Regions from separate parts of the Homo sapiens genome. Here region 2 is linked to region 1. The links are chromatin contacts, found by Hi-C or POLR2A ChIA-PET in ENCODE. All regions are on one chromosome and are shown on one strand. Each heading gives the region's core, a stretch centred on a gene start or an enhancer-like site at or near the end of the contact. The rest is flanking DNA. Distances are from core to core; before and after follow the strand shown. Region 1 overlaps ATP10D (ATPase phospholipid transporting 10D (putative)). Region 2 overlaps TXK (TXK tyrosine kinase).

What was found. Hi-C counts contacts between places; a loop is a spot of excess contacts on that map. ChIA-PET counts read pairs that join two places held with the same protein, here RNA polymerase II (POLR2A). Pooled maps may share reads with other maps.
Region 2: a loop to region 1 is called in a map of HCT116, with 3 times the contacts of the local background. The contact joins two enhancer-like sites. A Hi-C loop is called at or near these places in 1 of 168 maps with a recorded cell type or tissue (HCT116) and 1 of 50 pooled maps. POLR2A ChIA-PET finds 5 or more read pairs at or near these places in 1 of 52 experiments (K562).

The regions. Positions count from the first base shown.
Region 1 is chr4:47,560,911-47,568,831 of GRCh38, forward strand. ATP10D (ATPase phospholipid transporting 10D (putative)) reads left to right here. Exons shown (of 23, transcript NM_020453.4): 14 at 39-165; 15 at 2,671-2,855. Among named protein-coding and RNA genes, the nearest start is that of ATP10D, 80 kb to the left of the region's middle. RefSeq lists a silencer at 4,333-4,522. Within about 2 kb of position 4,506, at least 3 of the 41 ENCODE cell types and tissues checked have a DNase peak (open chromatin) inside an H3K27ac peak, as active enhancers do.
Region 2 is chr4:48,075,601-48,083,521 of GRCh38, forward strand. It overlaps TXK (TXK tyrosine kinase), which reads right to left. Exons shown (of 15, transcript NM_003328.3): 11 at 4,312-4,528; 12 at 802-866. Among named protein-coding and RNA genes, the nearest start is that of TXK, 55 kb to the right of the region's middle. Within about 2 kb of position 4,616, at least 4 of the 41 ENCODE cell types and tissues checked have a DNase peak (open chromatin) inside an H3K27ac peak, as active enhancers do.

The DNA of each region.
Region 1 (7,921 bases), core at 3,256-5,755:
TGGCTTGCTTCATACCTCTCTTTTAATTCTTCCCGTAGGTCATGAGTGACACTGAATATGCAGAGTGGCTGAGGAATCATTTTTTAGCTGAAACCAGCATTGACAACAGGGAAGAATTACTACTTGAATCTGCCATGAGGTTGGAGAACAAACTTACATTACTTGGTAGGTGAATTATGTTTGTATTGCCTGAATGGAGGATTTTGAAAAACACTGGATATCTTTGAATAAGGGTTATTTTCTTCCATTGTTATCTAATAAACATATATGGTTCTGCCTACCCTGTCCAGTCTGATCTCTATCCAACTTCCAATCCATTCTATTCTGTTGTCCACTGCAGTGAACTAGACTTCACTTGTGATGGGGTCAGGATGGTCACCCCAAGAAGATCATGTAAAATCCAACACTTAACATAGACTACAAAGCCAAGTAAATGTTCCAATAAATATCTTGGTTCAAATCAAGATAAATATCAAGAATAGAGTTTCTTGTCAGGCATTGGATAAGGTGCTTAATACGTGTTATCTTTTTTTTGAATTCTCACAACAAATCTCTATCTTATGTAGAGGAAATTTGGGGCACAGAGCAGTTCAATGACTTGTTCAAGGTCACATGCCAGTAGCTGACAGTTACTCATTAACCAAACATGGAGCTCATGTTTGCCTGGCTCCAAGCTTTTTATCCTGCACCTGCTACTGGACTAAGGAAATTTATTTTTCTTCTCTTCCTGATTTCAACTAAAATTGCACAACTGACCCCTCTTGTCTTGGATTAAACTGCATCTTAGAATTATCTGAAGCACTTTAAAAAATATTGATGCCTGCATCCTATCCCCTGAGATTCTGATTCAAGTGATCTGTTGTGTGGCTTGGGCATTGGAATTTTTTAAAGCTCCCTAAAGTGATGCTAAAGGCGGTCAAGTTTGAGAACCACTGTCTTAGAGTCTGGAGATCTAGATTCTAATATAAGCTCTGATATACCAAGATACCAGCTTCTGAGCTCCATTCCTCTATTTAGGAGGAAAACATTGACCTAACTTAGTATCTAGCAAATAGAGCAATGATGCCTACCCTAAGTGATTTCTCTGTGACAGTGTAAGTAGTATAGGTCCACATTTCCTCATCTGTGATTCCAAAATCAAAAATGCTCCATGGGTTTAGTGCCAAAACTCATTTGGCAGAAAAATCATACCTGATTTGATATAAGACTATTTATAGTTATTATCCTAATTTAGGTGAACATTTGTCAGTTTTCCTGCAGAAATATTAATATGCTTGATTAACAAGTATTATAGAATATGGTATATGCACCATATTACTTTTTTAATATCTGAAAAATGTTTGAATTCCAAAACACATATGGCCCCAATTGTTTCAGAAAAGGGAACTGTAGACCCATGAAAGAACACTGCAAATAGACATTGTATCTTACTGGCAGGAGCATTCTTTAAAAGCCTGCCCTTTAAAGGACATGAACAGACATTTTTCTAAAGAAGACAACAACAAGTGGCCAACAAACATGAAAAAATGCTCAACATCACTAGTTATCAGATGCAGACAAATGCAAATTAAAACCACAATGAGATACCATCTTACACCAGTCAGAATGTCTGTTAAAACGTCAGAAGACAACAGATGTTGGCAAGGATGCAGAGAAAAGGGAACGCTTATATACTGCTGGTTGGAATGTAAATTAGTACAACCTCTATGGAAAACAGTGTGGAGATTCTCAAAGAACTGAAAATGGAATTACCGTTCAATCCAACAATCCCACTACTGGGTATCTACCCAAAGGAAAAGAAATCATTATATCAAAAAAGTACCTGCAATCATAGGCTTATCACAGCACTGTTCACAATAGCAAAGTCACAGAATCAGATTTCTAAGTGTCCACCAACAAACGATTAAAGAAAATGTGATATAATATATATATATACACACACACACACATATATACACAATGGAATCCCACTCAGCCATAAAAAAGAATGAAATTGTGTCTTTTGCAGCAACATGGATGAAACTGGATGCCATTATCTTAAGTGAAATAACCCAGAAACAGAAAGTCAAGTACCACACGTTCTCACTTATAAGTGAGAGCTAAATAACATGTACACATGGACATGGAAAATGAAATAGTAGACATTGGAGACTCAGAAAAGTGGGAGGATAGGTCGGGGAGCAAGGGATGAGAAATTACCTAACAGGTACAATTTACACTATTTGCATGATGGTTACACTGAGAGCCCAGATTTCACCCCTACACAATATATCAGTGTAACAAAACTGCGTTTGTGCCCCCTAAGTCTATAATAATAAAAATAAAATCCCACCCTTATCCTTGGGAATATCATAGAATTATAAAATTGTAGTGTAAGGTTGCATAAATAATTGACTCAAATCCCTTCAATTTACAGATAAGAAATCTAGCCAAAAGGAGAACGAGTAAGTTTGATAAATCCATTGATCCCTGAGGCTTCCTTCCCAAAATATTACATTGCATATAATTTTGGTCTGGGTCGTCAAACCTCCTTTGACTCTCCTGAGCAGCTGGGCAGTTTATGTAGTGTAGGGTTGAGTTGGCTAACAGATATGATTCAACTGTAGACTAGCTGAGCTTCAGCTGGCTTTGGTTTCTTACAAGTCCTATTGCACTTTGGTTATTTTTTAGGTGCTACTGGCATTGAAGACCGTCTGCAGGAGGGAGTCCCTGAATCTATAGAAGCTCTTCACAAAGCGGGCATCAAGATCTGGATGCTGACAGGGGACAAGCAGGAGACAGCTGTCAACATAGCTTATGCATGCAAACTACTGGAGCCAGATGACAAGCTTTTTATCCTCAATACCCAAAGTAAAGTGCGTATATTGAGATTAAATCTGTTCTTCTGTATTTTCAAAGGCATTGGAACATTTGAGATTTGATGTATGCAAGGATTAAAAAAAAAACAAAACAGCAACCGTTAGCTTTTTTTGTTGTTTGTTTGTTTGTTTTGGTTTTTTTGAGACGGAATCTTGCTCTGTCACCCAGGCTGGAGTGCAGTGGTGCAATATCTTGGCTCACTGCAACCTCCACCTCCCAGATTCAAGCAATTCTGCTTCAGCCTCTCAAGTAGCTGGGATTACAGGCATCTGCCACCACGCCTGGCTAATTTTTGTATTTTTAGTAGAGACGGGGTTTCACCTTGTTGGCCAGGCTGATCTTGAACTCTTGACCTCAAGTGATCCGCCAGCTTTGGCCTCCCAAAGTGCTGGGATTACGGGGTGAGCCACTGTGCCCTGGCCAGCAACCATTAGCTTCTTGATAATTTTTTCTATCCAGAAACCTACCTTGTGCTTGGAAGGATGTCTATTCTTCTAAAGGCCTGATGGAAAATTATAATGATTCAGAGGAATCATTGCTGAATAAAGGCATTAGAAGAAAGTTTTTTTTTTTTATTTGCTTTCCCCCCTCCACACTGGATTACCAGGGATCTGACAGGACTTAGCCCAAAATGAGAAAATATATCAAGTCCTGGTACAGGAATCTACCTCCCTTTTAAGATAAGAAAAAGTGATAGTTTTTATTGAAATCAGGTGAATAAATTATTAAATATTTTATGGCAATTCTAAAAATAGACTCAGGGAAATCGTGCCCTCTTGTGGTAATTCCTAGGTAGTGCTCCCGAGAATATCATAAGTTTGAAGAACTGTTTAAGGGAAGAGGAAAATGTCATTTTTTAAAAAAGAAGGAAATTTAGGAGGCTTAGACTCAGCCCAGTTTTTTCTATTTTTGCCTCCCGCTAATCTCTAACACCAATGTTTAATCAGATAAATAAGGGTTTTATTTTTCTCAGAAGCCTTCCAGTATAGTGATCCCCTCCAAGATTTGTGCACATTGTTTATTTTTCTTGAAAAACTTCCTCCCATTCTTCTTCAGCAGTCAGACTTAACCAGTGATATCAATCCCATCACTGCAGTCTGCCTTCTTTGAAATCTTGTGGAGCTTTTCTTCAGGATCACTTCTTGAGCTTTGCCTGCTCAAGGCTGCCATGATTGGTTAACATGTTTTCGTTTGTTTATTTGTTTGTTTGTTTGTTTGTTTTGAGGCAGCCCAGGCTGGAGCGCTATGGCGCGATCTCGGCTCACTGCAAGCTCCGCCTCCCGGGTTCACGCCATTCTCCTGCCTCAGCCTCCCGAGTAGCTGGGACTACAGGCTCCCGACACCACGCCCGGCTAATTTTTTGTGTATTTTTAGTAGAGACGGGGTTTCACCGTGTTAGCCAGGATGGTCTCGACCTCCTGACCTCGTGATCCGCCCGCCTCGGCCTCCCAAAGTGCTGGGATTACAGGCGTGAGCCACCGCGCCCGGCCTGGTTAGCATGTTTTTATGGTCAGACCTCAACCAGCACTCAGCTAAATGGTACATTTTGAGAAAAGGGAAAAATAGAGTGGGTTCCCCTTTACGGTGGCCCAGTGACCCATAACCACAACCACCAGCCAACTCCCAGTAGCTGCAGGGGGCAGAACAGAAGAAAATGCTTAGTCATTTCAGTCACCAAAAGAATGTAGCCTAGGTGGCTGGTAAGACTAGGGATCAAATGCTTGGCCTGCCGCTGACTGAGTATGTGGCCTTAGGGAGTTACTTACCCTCCTGTGCCGCTTTTTCTTTACTCATAATGGGAGAGTAATGACTGTTTAATGGGGTTTTTGTGAGCATTAAATGAAAAAATATAAATTGTTTAATGCGGTGCCTATCAGATGAGAGGGGTTCAGTAAGCATTAAAAAAGAAAAATAGAGATTGTTGTGAACAGTAAAATCTTTAGGACTGTGAAATTCATTTATAATGCAATATATCCATATAAAAAAATTACACTTATACCCTTAAATTTATATAAATAAAAAAATTATTTATAAATACACAATTTATCTTATGTTTAAAGGCATTTAAAACTATCGATTCAAGAAGTATTTACTGAGTACCTATAATTTTTTTGCTATCGATAGCTATTCCACATGTGTGAATTTTCCAAATAACTAAACAGAATACAACAAACATAATTTAGTTTTATCACAACTCAAGATAAAAAGCCAGGCACATAGTATGGGCTCAGTCACTAGTATTTAACTCTTTTCTTTCCACCTCCCACTCCTAGTCCCTCAGGAATCACTAAGAGTTTAAAAGGACTTGAAGATCATGGAGCCCAGTGTGTCACTTAGTGAAGGAATTGCTCCTATAACATTCTAAGCAGGCAATGTGGCAGCCAGTGGAATGTCTGAAGTTACTTTTGTGTCATCTTTACAAATTTCCATCAACGTTGTTCTTCAATTTACAAATTAGATTATAAGTGTTGCCAGTTGCAAACTTTACCTTTTACTCTCATAAAAGTTTTTTTTCTTCATTTGTTTTAATATAGTCATATCCTGTTTGTAACTAGTTACTGCATTGGAATATACAAAGGCCTTTCAGGATTGGTCATTTAATTTTTTAAGTTTTATTTTTGTAATTTCATTTAAATTTTTCTCCTCAGATTGGTAACTTTCTATCTTCATAATTTATATTAGAATCTACAAAAAGGCTTTCCATACCTGATCTCATTTGACAATTACAACAAATAGACATAGAAGATAAATTATCTGTTTTATAACCTGAGACTCCAAATGCTTGTGATTTCTCTAAGTACAGCTGATTACTAAACTTTAAATTTTCTGATTCCCATTACAGTATATTTTCTAATTATATATTACATATTACATATATACAGTTGATTCTCCTTATTTGTAGAGTTATAGTTTATGTAGTTGCCCCGAGCTCTGAATTAGCAAACACTGACCACTGCTTTTAGAGGAGATACAAAGTTAGCTTCCTCTGATTACAACATACTGTCAACAATCAATACATGACCTTGTTTCTTCTGAAATGTACCTTATTTAATATGCATATTAATGATTCATTAACGTTAAATGCATTGCCAACAGACTGTAACTTATACCCAAACAAAGCTTATCTAACATGGGTAAGTTCCCCCCATAGGACACATCACAGCCTTTTTTGCTTGGAAACACTGCAGCCCATGATTGGGAGTCATTTTAAACAGCAAAATCACTGACAAAAAGCAGAAAGATGCAAAAAATATGGCACCAAATAGCCCATGAAAAGAAGACTTTGCTACAGTTTGAGAACTGGCAAAAGAAGGCATCATGGTGTTCAGCTTCAGCTGGGAATGGGCATATCACATGACTTAAATGTCACTCTATGCATGTGACACTCAAATGTCACTCTATGACATGTAACCACAAAAACATCTCAAGTATTGTGAAATTACAGATAAATTTTATCAAGTAGGAGAATTCACAAATGTGGAATCCACAGATAATGAAGATTAGCTGTGTGTGTGTATGCATACTTCTGTTATTTTTATAATGAAAAAAATAGTTAATTTGTAAAACCTAAACACATACTCAAATAAATAGAAGAGTACAAAACCCTTTATAATCAATTTATAATCATAAAACTACAATTTAAAATCATATTTTGGAGAATATCCACACAGACTGTATTCTGTATACTGTAAGCATATTGGTGCCACAAAGACTATATTTATGTTATTGTATGGTATTGCAGCTGTATTCTTTCAATTACAATACCTTAAACACAATCTGATGTTAATGTTTTCAATGATTGCGAGGCATGTTACTTTCTAAATGTGCCATTTTAATTTAACCAAACTCCAAAAGAGTTTTAAAAATAATTTTTACTATGATGTAATGAGCTGTATGAGCATATCTGATTCATCTTTGTATACTTTGCCTTAAGGGCTTTGGAGGTGTATGGGATCAAATTCATTCCTAAAATGGAGCCCTGTGAACACTCCACAAGAGTGTTTATAGTTTTTGTGCTGTTTCATGTGCACATGTCCATATCTACTTCTTCCTTGCTTTTCTTATTTTGTTGTAGGTTGAGAAATGCTTGATAAAACAGCATTTAAAATCAAAGCAAACAAGCTTTGAGTGAGAGCTCTTTCACGAATAAACTATTTCAGACTTAGTGTATAAACTAAACTTAAATTCACTGCTCTGGATTTGGAATTTGTTCTTAGTGATCACTTGACACAGTAATTTCTGGATAAGCTTATTGTTCATCTTCTTGAGTAGAATTCATTCAGTGAATGTTTACTGAGTACCTGATGTGATCCTCTTTTAAGCCTCATGAAGACTTCAAAAGTAAATTAAAAGTGATAACTGCCTTTAAAGAACTTCCTAACTAGTGTGGAGTGAGGATGTATGCAAAGGAGACGTGATAAGTACCACAAAGAACATCCTGGCCAGAATGCAAGTGCCATGAGGGCAGGAATTTTCATGTTTATTGGTGTAGCTCCAGCTCTTAGAATGTTTTCTAATATATAGTTTCTCATTAAATAGTTAGTGAGTGAATGAATACGTTGAATCAAAAAGAAGATAAAAGCAATAATTACTATTTCAAATGCCTGCCATGTGTCATGCCTTACACTAGGAGTTTTGCCTGTATTATTTTGCTTAATCCTCACAACAAGATTATGATGGAAATAATATTTGCATATTTTTAATGAGAAAGTTAAGGCTTAGAGAGGTTACATAGTTTGCCCAAGGTCAAGCAGCTAATAATTGGCAGAATGAGACCAGAGGACTCTTGGGATTCACTGTTCAAGAAGGCAAATTGCACACATGAAGAAATTTCACAGCTATTTCTTTATAAGAAATACTGGTGAGATGTTCCCCCTCCTTTTAACCCATCCCCACATACACACAGAACTCTCTGTGGAAGACTCGTAAAATCTTTGAAAATAATCAGTTATTCATTATTTGAGGTTTTCTTGATTCAGCAATTGCTAAAAAATGACAATAAAAAATGTAACTGGTTCTGACACCAAGGGCGCCTGGAGGCTAACCACCTTTGCCTCTTGTT
Region 2 (7,921 bases), core at 3,366-5,865, 510 kb after region 1:
GAGAGCACCACTGCACTCCAGCCTGGGTGACAGAGTAAGACTCTGTCGAAAAAAAAAATTGCCAGTTCTGAATGAATCTTGCAGAAAAAATTCAGTACGTGTTAGCAGCTACCTGTTTGAATGGCCAGCCAAAGACAAGACCGGAGGATGGTGGCTGCAATGATGCCATGCACACAGATAACAAAAGGACCAGTAAGCCACCTCACTACCAGTACTATAGCCCCACGAGACACAAGAACTTGGACTTTGAAGCTTAGGGAAGCTAGAGAGAAACCCCAAATTCCCTGTGATTATATTTCTAGCACCACCCCAAAAAAGGATGCTCAAAATTTAAACTATATTGAGTTGTAGAAAAATATGGTTAAATTTTTCACACTCTTGAATTTTAGACTTAAAGTCAACTACTATACTTAATAATAGAAATGTTTGGTGAGGACACAGAAAAATCAGAGCTGAGCAAACAAATTTATTTCTTTTTCTTCCATAAACATATGTATATCAGGAATGCTTTTTTCTTCACGTTTCTCAGTGTATCAAGAAATTCCTTTTTTAATTTTAAGATATACCATAGTTTTGCTAAAAGATGAGAAGAATAGCCCACAGTAAACATTTACCTCACAGCTAAAATTGGTACATGTCCCAAAATTCAAAGTGGGTCAGTAGGCCATACAACCAGGCCTACAACCTAGGAAGATAAAAACACAGCCTGCAGCATCTTCAGTTTATCAGTAAACAAATGTAAGATTCCCTCTTATGAGTAAACAAACAAACAAAATACATATATATATACATAGCATGTACCTTGTCATTCCAAAGTCTGAAATTTTTACTATGCATGTTGAACTGACCAAACAATTCCTTGCCGCCTATGGAAAGAAGAAAAGAATCCAAGTTTGAATACAAGCTTTTATTTCAAGAGTTTTTCCTCTCCTTTTCCTTAGGTTATTTGGACCCCACACTACCTCTCTGTGTGTACCGCCAAGTCATTTTTATGGTGATATCCATCAATGGTATAGATTCAATAGTTTGCCTTCACTTTTTTTTTTGAGACAGGATCTGGCTCTGTTGCCCAGGCTGGAGTGCAATGGCACCATGTTGGCTCACTGCAACCTTCCCCTCCTGGGGTCAAACCATCCTCCCACCTTAGCCTCTTAAGTAGCTGGTACTACAGGCACACATCACCACACCCAGCTAATTTTTCTATTTTTAATAGAGATGGGGTTTTGCCATGCTGCCCACGCTGGTCTTGAACTCCTGGCCTCAAATGACCCACCCACCTTGGCTTCCCAAAGTGCTGGGATTACAGGCATAAGCCACCATGCCCAGGCTGCCCTCAGGATTAATTCAATCTGAAAGATGATACAACTATGAATCTTGGCATAAAAATAGTGTATTTTTTTTAACATCTTTATAGGAAAGCCCAAAATACATAACAGATAAGGCATAGTCATTTTATATCTTTGGGATCTCTAATACGTAATAAAAATTAAGAAAATATATTTTAAAACATATCTCACTAAAGATAACTATTTACAGTGATAATTTCATATTAAAATTATCACAATGAACTGAATATAATGCTATGTAGAAACAATATGTCTGATGCCAAAGCAATTCATTTTCAGCAACTTAATCAAGAAAATCATTGATTTGATTATTTAGCCTCATGTAGGTAGATAAACTATTTGATAGAATTTTCCTCTTTTCAGCTAATTTGTGGTTCAATTAGTCAAGCAACAAAAGCAAGAAACTTGAAATAATAAATCACAAGTAACCAGTTTAGAAGATGCCAGCAAGTCCTAGCAATGACCAAACCACAAGAAAAGTTTTTGACAGGGAAAAGACTCATTGTTCACGGACATATTTTAAGTAGCATATAGGGAGATAAAATAGAACACAAAAGAAAATGAGCAAACAAGAAAAAAAAAACAGGAATAGGAGGACCTGTGAGAAGCCATTTAGAGCAAATAAAATGACCGGAACTTTCACCCAATTGTTATCCGGAAAGACAAACCTGCAGAGACTAGGAAAGTGAGCTAGGTGGAGTTTACACCATATTCATCCACTCAAAAATCTGCTCATTTCTCCTAGGTGCTGGATACGAGGGAATGTGACTTTAGGGATTTTTTTTTTAATGATCTATCTCTGTAATAGCAATAGTTAGCACTGCTGAGCTCCTCTACATGCTAGACACTGTTTATTAATTCATGTAATTCTCCCAACAAACCCATATGAGGAAGGTGCTATAATTAATACCATTTTACTGGTTAACTAGCTTGCCCAAGGTCTCACAGCTAGTAAAAAACGGAGACAATATTTCAACCCAGCTAGCCTGGCTCTAGAGCAGTTATTCTCAACCTCAACTTCACATGAGGCTCATCAGGGGAATTTTCAAAAAATATTGATGCCTGGGTTTCAGCCACAGAGATTCTGATTTAATTGGTCTGGGGTACGGCCTGGCTATTGCGATTTTTCTAAAAGCTTCCAAGTAATTGTAATGCGCACCAAAGTCTGAAGTTTGAGAATGACTGTTTGCAACCTGTGTTCTTAATCACTGCGTGGCATCTCAGATATCTAGGCCTTGATCTCAAAGACTCTAAGTCTCATAAGATAGACTCTAGTATTTGTGTAAATGACGTAAATAATTAACTATTGGGTGAAGCAGTAAATAGCAAATGACCTGAGTGTTCCAAGCCATGGGTGGGATAAGCATACTTCCCAAGGTGTGCTGGGGCCAATGTAATTATGCTCCCTTTTTCTCCCCAAAATACTGCAGCCTGAACAGTGAGTAATATGATCACTTTGATCATGTGTGATGGAAGCACAGAATTACTTCCAAGGGGCGATATCAGGGATTTCTCATAGACTTCTCCAATTCTCATTTGAGTTAATTTTTAGATTTAGAAATGAGACATGGAAGAACATAAGGACATCAAGGGAATAGTGTGAATATCACGAATAAATGTGGAATGAACAGAAAGTGTTACTCAAGGGGAGGTAGCAATGCAGGGAAGCAGTGCTCTTAGCATATGGTTTGGGGCAAGACAATCATTTATTTAAATAGGAATGTTCTGAGCATTACAGAAAAAAATAATTTAGCATTCCTAGTCTCTTCAATAATGCCAGTAGTGCTCTTGAAATCCTGTTAGGACCAAACAACCTCCACATCAGGAGCAGTTATGCCCCTAGGTGACATTCTTTATATAAAGTGGAGACTAAAACTGGAACTTGTTCTTCACTGTTGTATCTCCAGTGCTTAGCAGAATGCTTGGCATATACTAGGCACTTGATACATGTTTGATTATGGGTTGAAAGAGAGAAAGGTGGAAGGAAAGAAAGAAGAAGGAAGAGAAGGAAGAAGGGAGAATGGAAAGGAAAGGAAATCAGTTTTAGTCACATGATAGGTTAGGTGGTTAATTAGTTCAAGGCATATTTAGAGTAAAGCCTTACTTGGCTATGAAATCTCCTTTGCAAAATTATGACTGAGAACCTAACTGACTCCATCTTGCTTCTAACCTCCAAGCTGTCCTTGTTCATTCCTGGGCGTAGGCTAAACTAACTTTGGGAGGAATTTATAGTTTATAGTTTAAAACGAAGATGATAACAGCCCTTTCCCAAAACAAACCTCCCTCTTGCCTGGGGACTAGACTTCCTTTGTAGGACAGACAAATTAGCCACAAGATTAGAAATTATGGTTTAGGAGTCAGACAGCTGGAGGCTACAAGATTCTGATTCTCCTTAAACTGCTCCTAAGATCAGTGCTTGAGATATTTTGCAGACCCTGCACTTGATGGATCAGCTGGCACCACCCAGATCGATTAACTGGCTCACCTGATCTTCTGGCCCCCACCCAGGAACTGACTCAGCATGAGGACAGCTTCAACTTCCAATGGTTTCATCTCCTACCTAACCAATCAGCTCTCCTGGTTTACTGGCTTCCCCCCACCCACCAAGTTGTCCTTAAAAACTCTGGTCCCCATATGCTCGGGGAGACTGATATGAGTAATAATAAAACTCCAGTCTCCTGCACAGCCGGTTCTGTGTGAATTACTCTTTCTCTATCACAATTCCTCTGTCCTGATAAATCGGCTCTGTCTAGGCAGCAGGCAAGGTGAACCCATTCGGCCTTTACAGCTACAGCATCAATGGACAATTGAAAACAAAGTTACATTTTACAACAAATTGCATGAATAGGTAAATGTTTAAAAATTAAATCAAGGACACATTATTCAAAGTATTGAAAGTAATTGTCACATCCTTCTGAATATAGGTATGATACAAAAAAAAAAAGTAAATTTGCACCATACTTACCAAATCCCTATGAATATAGCCATTCCTCTCCAGATATTCCATTCCTTCACATATATCCTGGCATACACTCAGTAGCATTTCCTTCCTAAGCTTTCCTTTATTCTCCCTGAGATAGTTAAGCAGGCAGCCATTTTCCATGAACTCTGTCACAATGTAAAGGGGCTTCCGCTGTATACAGACTCCATAAAGTTGCACTAGCTTTGAATGAGATAATTTCCTGGTGAAGAAAAACATACACCAGTGAGCAGAATTGTGTTTGCATTTTTAAATGTTTGAACATAACTGGTAGTATTTACCATCTATTTATCACTCTCATTATCAAGATAAGATAAAAATCAACCCAAACACAGAGGAAGTAGTTCAGTTTCCTTGCCACTTAATGCACTGAGAATGTGGGGTCAAGAGTTTAAGTGGTAATGCCAGAGGCAGAGTGGAGACAGAATATACACTATATTCTACGCGTAAGCATTTTATGTTTCTCCTCTTCATTTTATAATCCTTTTGTTTCTTCATCACTGTTTATCCTTGCTAGGTCAAGCAGATTTCCTTTCCTGTTCCTTGAATTCCAACTTTCTTACCTGCAGCTGTCCAGATGAAAAATTCTGGACAGACAAGAGGGAGGAAAGAGTGACTAAAAGAGAAAACAAAAATTAAATTCTAAAGCATGAAGTTCTTTAAAAGGAAAATTGTAGATAAAGTTGGAAACTAAAAAACATTTACCAACATGAAAACTTGCAGTGTATTTGGTAATCACACACACACACACACACACACACACACACACACACACACAAAGACTTGAATGTTGCCTATTAAAATATACCCAGAACTTTTTAGTTATCTAGACTTCAAAAGTTTATTGGTTTTGTGTGCGTGTGTGTGTAATACTATATTCAATCTCTAAAAGCCTTTTATGCCAACTAGTCATCATGGAAAATAATATTCAAATTAATGCTTATAATTTTAGAAGATGTACCTTGTGTCAAATGCATCTTGAAAAGTTATTGCTTCTTTTCATTCTTTTCATTCATAAAGGTAAAATAAAATCAGTGACTTGGGAAGACTGTGTACCTTAACACAATGTATATGAACGATTTTTGACTCATTACCATAAAATTAGCTTGTGAAAACACTCCAGTTAATGTGGAAGAGAGGCATTCAGAGAACTTAACATTATCTTAATTTGGAGATATATATATATTATATATATTTTGTCTGATTTACTTTTTGAATTCATAAAGTGTACTTTCAGTTAAGAGATGCAGTTTACATATATATAGAGTAAGTGCAGAAAAGCAAGTCTTGAGATGAAATACTAATTTGCCACAAGAAATCCACCAAGTTGATACCCACATGGAAGCATTTGAGAATTGAAATGTTACTGCATTTCCTTATCAAGATCACTGGTAAAAATCTAACAGAAATAAGGCAAACCTTTATCAGAAATCAGGCAAAAACAAACTCTCGCATGTGATTCAGTCTAACAAATATGACAAATATTTCTCACAAGCATAGAAAGATGCAAATGGAAAATCTACATTCTTGTTTGTTATAACTCTAGGACTTCTTAATACACATTATTTCTCAGTTTAGAGAAGTATGTGGGATTCATCATAGGGCAAACACACATTTAAATTTATTTAAATTTGTTATTTAAATATTTTCAGACCCTTTGCAGGCTTCTCCAGTTCTCCTTTTCTAATCATTCTCTTTCCCTAAGTAATCGCATTAAGTTTCAGGGTTTTAAATATCATCATATCATTTTGATCACTCTCAAGTTAATACCCTCCACTCTGACCTTTTTCCTGAACCCCAGACTCATATATTTACCTCAACACTTGATCACACCTAATAAATAACAGGCTTCTCAAATCCAACATGTCCAAAGCAGAATTCTTGATTTTTCCCCCTAAACCCGTTTGGTCTTCCCCCATCTTTGTAAATGGTGCCATCCTTCGCCTGATATAATAATGTACACCAAAACCTCAGCATCATCTTTGTTCCTCTGGTTTCTTCCGACTACCTGCCACATTCAATTTATCAGCAAGTCTTGATGACTTTATCTCAAAAATGTATCCTGAAACAATTCTCCTCTTTCCATCTCTTGCCCTCTGACATATATTAGTTTTCCAAGAGTGTATTGATAATTATGTTCATTAAGATCAGGGTTTTTGTGCCCAGATAGTTCACAGTTTTGATTTCAATTAGAAGCTCTAACAATGTTTTGTTGTGGGACTACAGGCAAATTACATAATGTAAACCAAAAATAAAATTCTAAGCCCCTAACCATCTGAATGGACTCTTCCTCTTAGCCAAGGGCATTCTAAAATTAACCTGTAAAACTAGTTCAGGCCACGATGGGAAGAGGGAGTTGGACATGCCTCATAACCATTAACATCAACACAGACACTGAGACTGATAGAACAGACTCTTTAAGTCTACTAAGAAACATTTACAATCTATTTTCCCTGAAACCTTCTACCTGGAAGTTTCATCTGCATAATAAACACAGACCATCTGTATTGGTCTCCACAACTCTTTAGAGTAACCAAGACATTCCTTTCCATTGATTCAAGTTCTTTGGATAATAACTCAACCAATTGTCAATCAGAAAATCTTTGAATCTGCCTATGACTTGGAAGCCCCCACTGATATGGACAGGAGACAGGGAAATACTGGGTAGAAGATGACAGTTTCCCCAGGAAAGTCCTCACCCTCAAGCCTAGATACCTATGGCCTTAAGTGAGAACAGCCATTCCTGTTTTTGTGCCCCAAAAGTTGCTTTTTGGCCCACCACGCCCCCTATCCTGTACCCATACAAATCGCAAACTCCAGGTCCAGAAGCAGATGAGGAGATGAATAGACAAACAGCAGAATGGTACAGCAGAGAAGGGGAGGAAAGAAGGAACGTCAGGAGGAGTTCAGCTGGACCAGTCAGAGAATCGGCTGTTGGATGGCCAAACTCCAGGGGAAGATCATCTTCCTACCCCATCATCCCCTGTCCAGCTTCCCATCCATCCTGCTGAGAGCCACCTCCAACAGTCAATAAAATCCCACATGCATCCTTCAAGTTTGTGTGTGACCTGATCTTCCAGGACACTGGACAAGAGCTTGAGATACAGAAAGCTGTCATACTGGCCCCCTGCCCTTGCAAAAAGGCAGAGGGTTCACTGAGCTGGTTAACCCTTAAGCCATCTGCGGATCACAAGGCTAAAAGAGCACACTACAACGCAGACCCACTTGGGCTTTGGGAGTTGCAGACACCCACCCCTAGATGCTGCTGTTGGGCTAGAGCCCAAAAGCACTCACCCTGATTCCTGCACCTGCCCATCTGCATGCTCCCCATCCTGTAAAAGGTCATAGTGGCTGACCAGAGAGCCACACCTCTGTTGCATGTCCTGCAAGTGGGGGCCAGAAAACTTTCCTGTTTCACCACTCATGTTGTCCTGCCTTTCCAGACCAAACCAATGTACACCTTACATGGATGGATTGATGTCTTATGTCTTCCTAAAATGTGTAAAACCATTTTTACATTTTGTAGGCCGATCACCTTGGGCACATATCATCAGGACCTCCTGAGGCTGTCATGGGCATGTCCTTAACCTTGGCC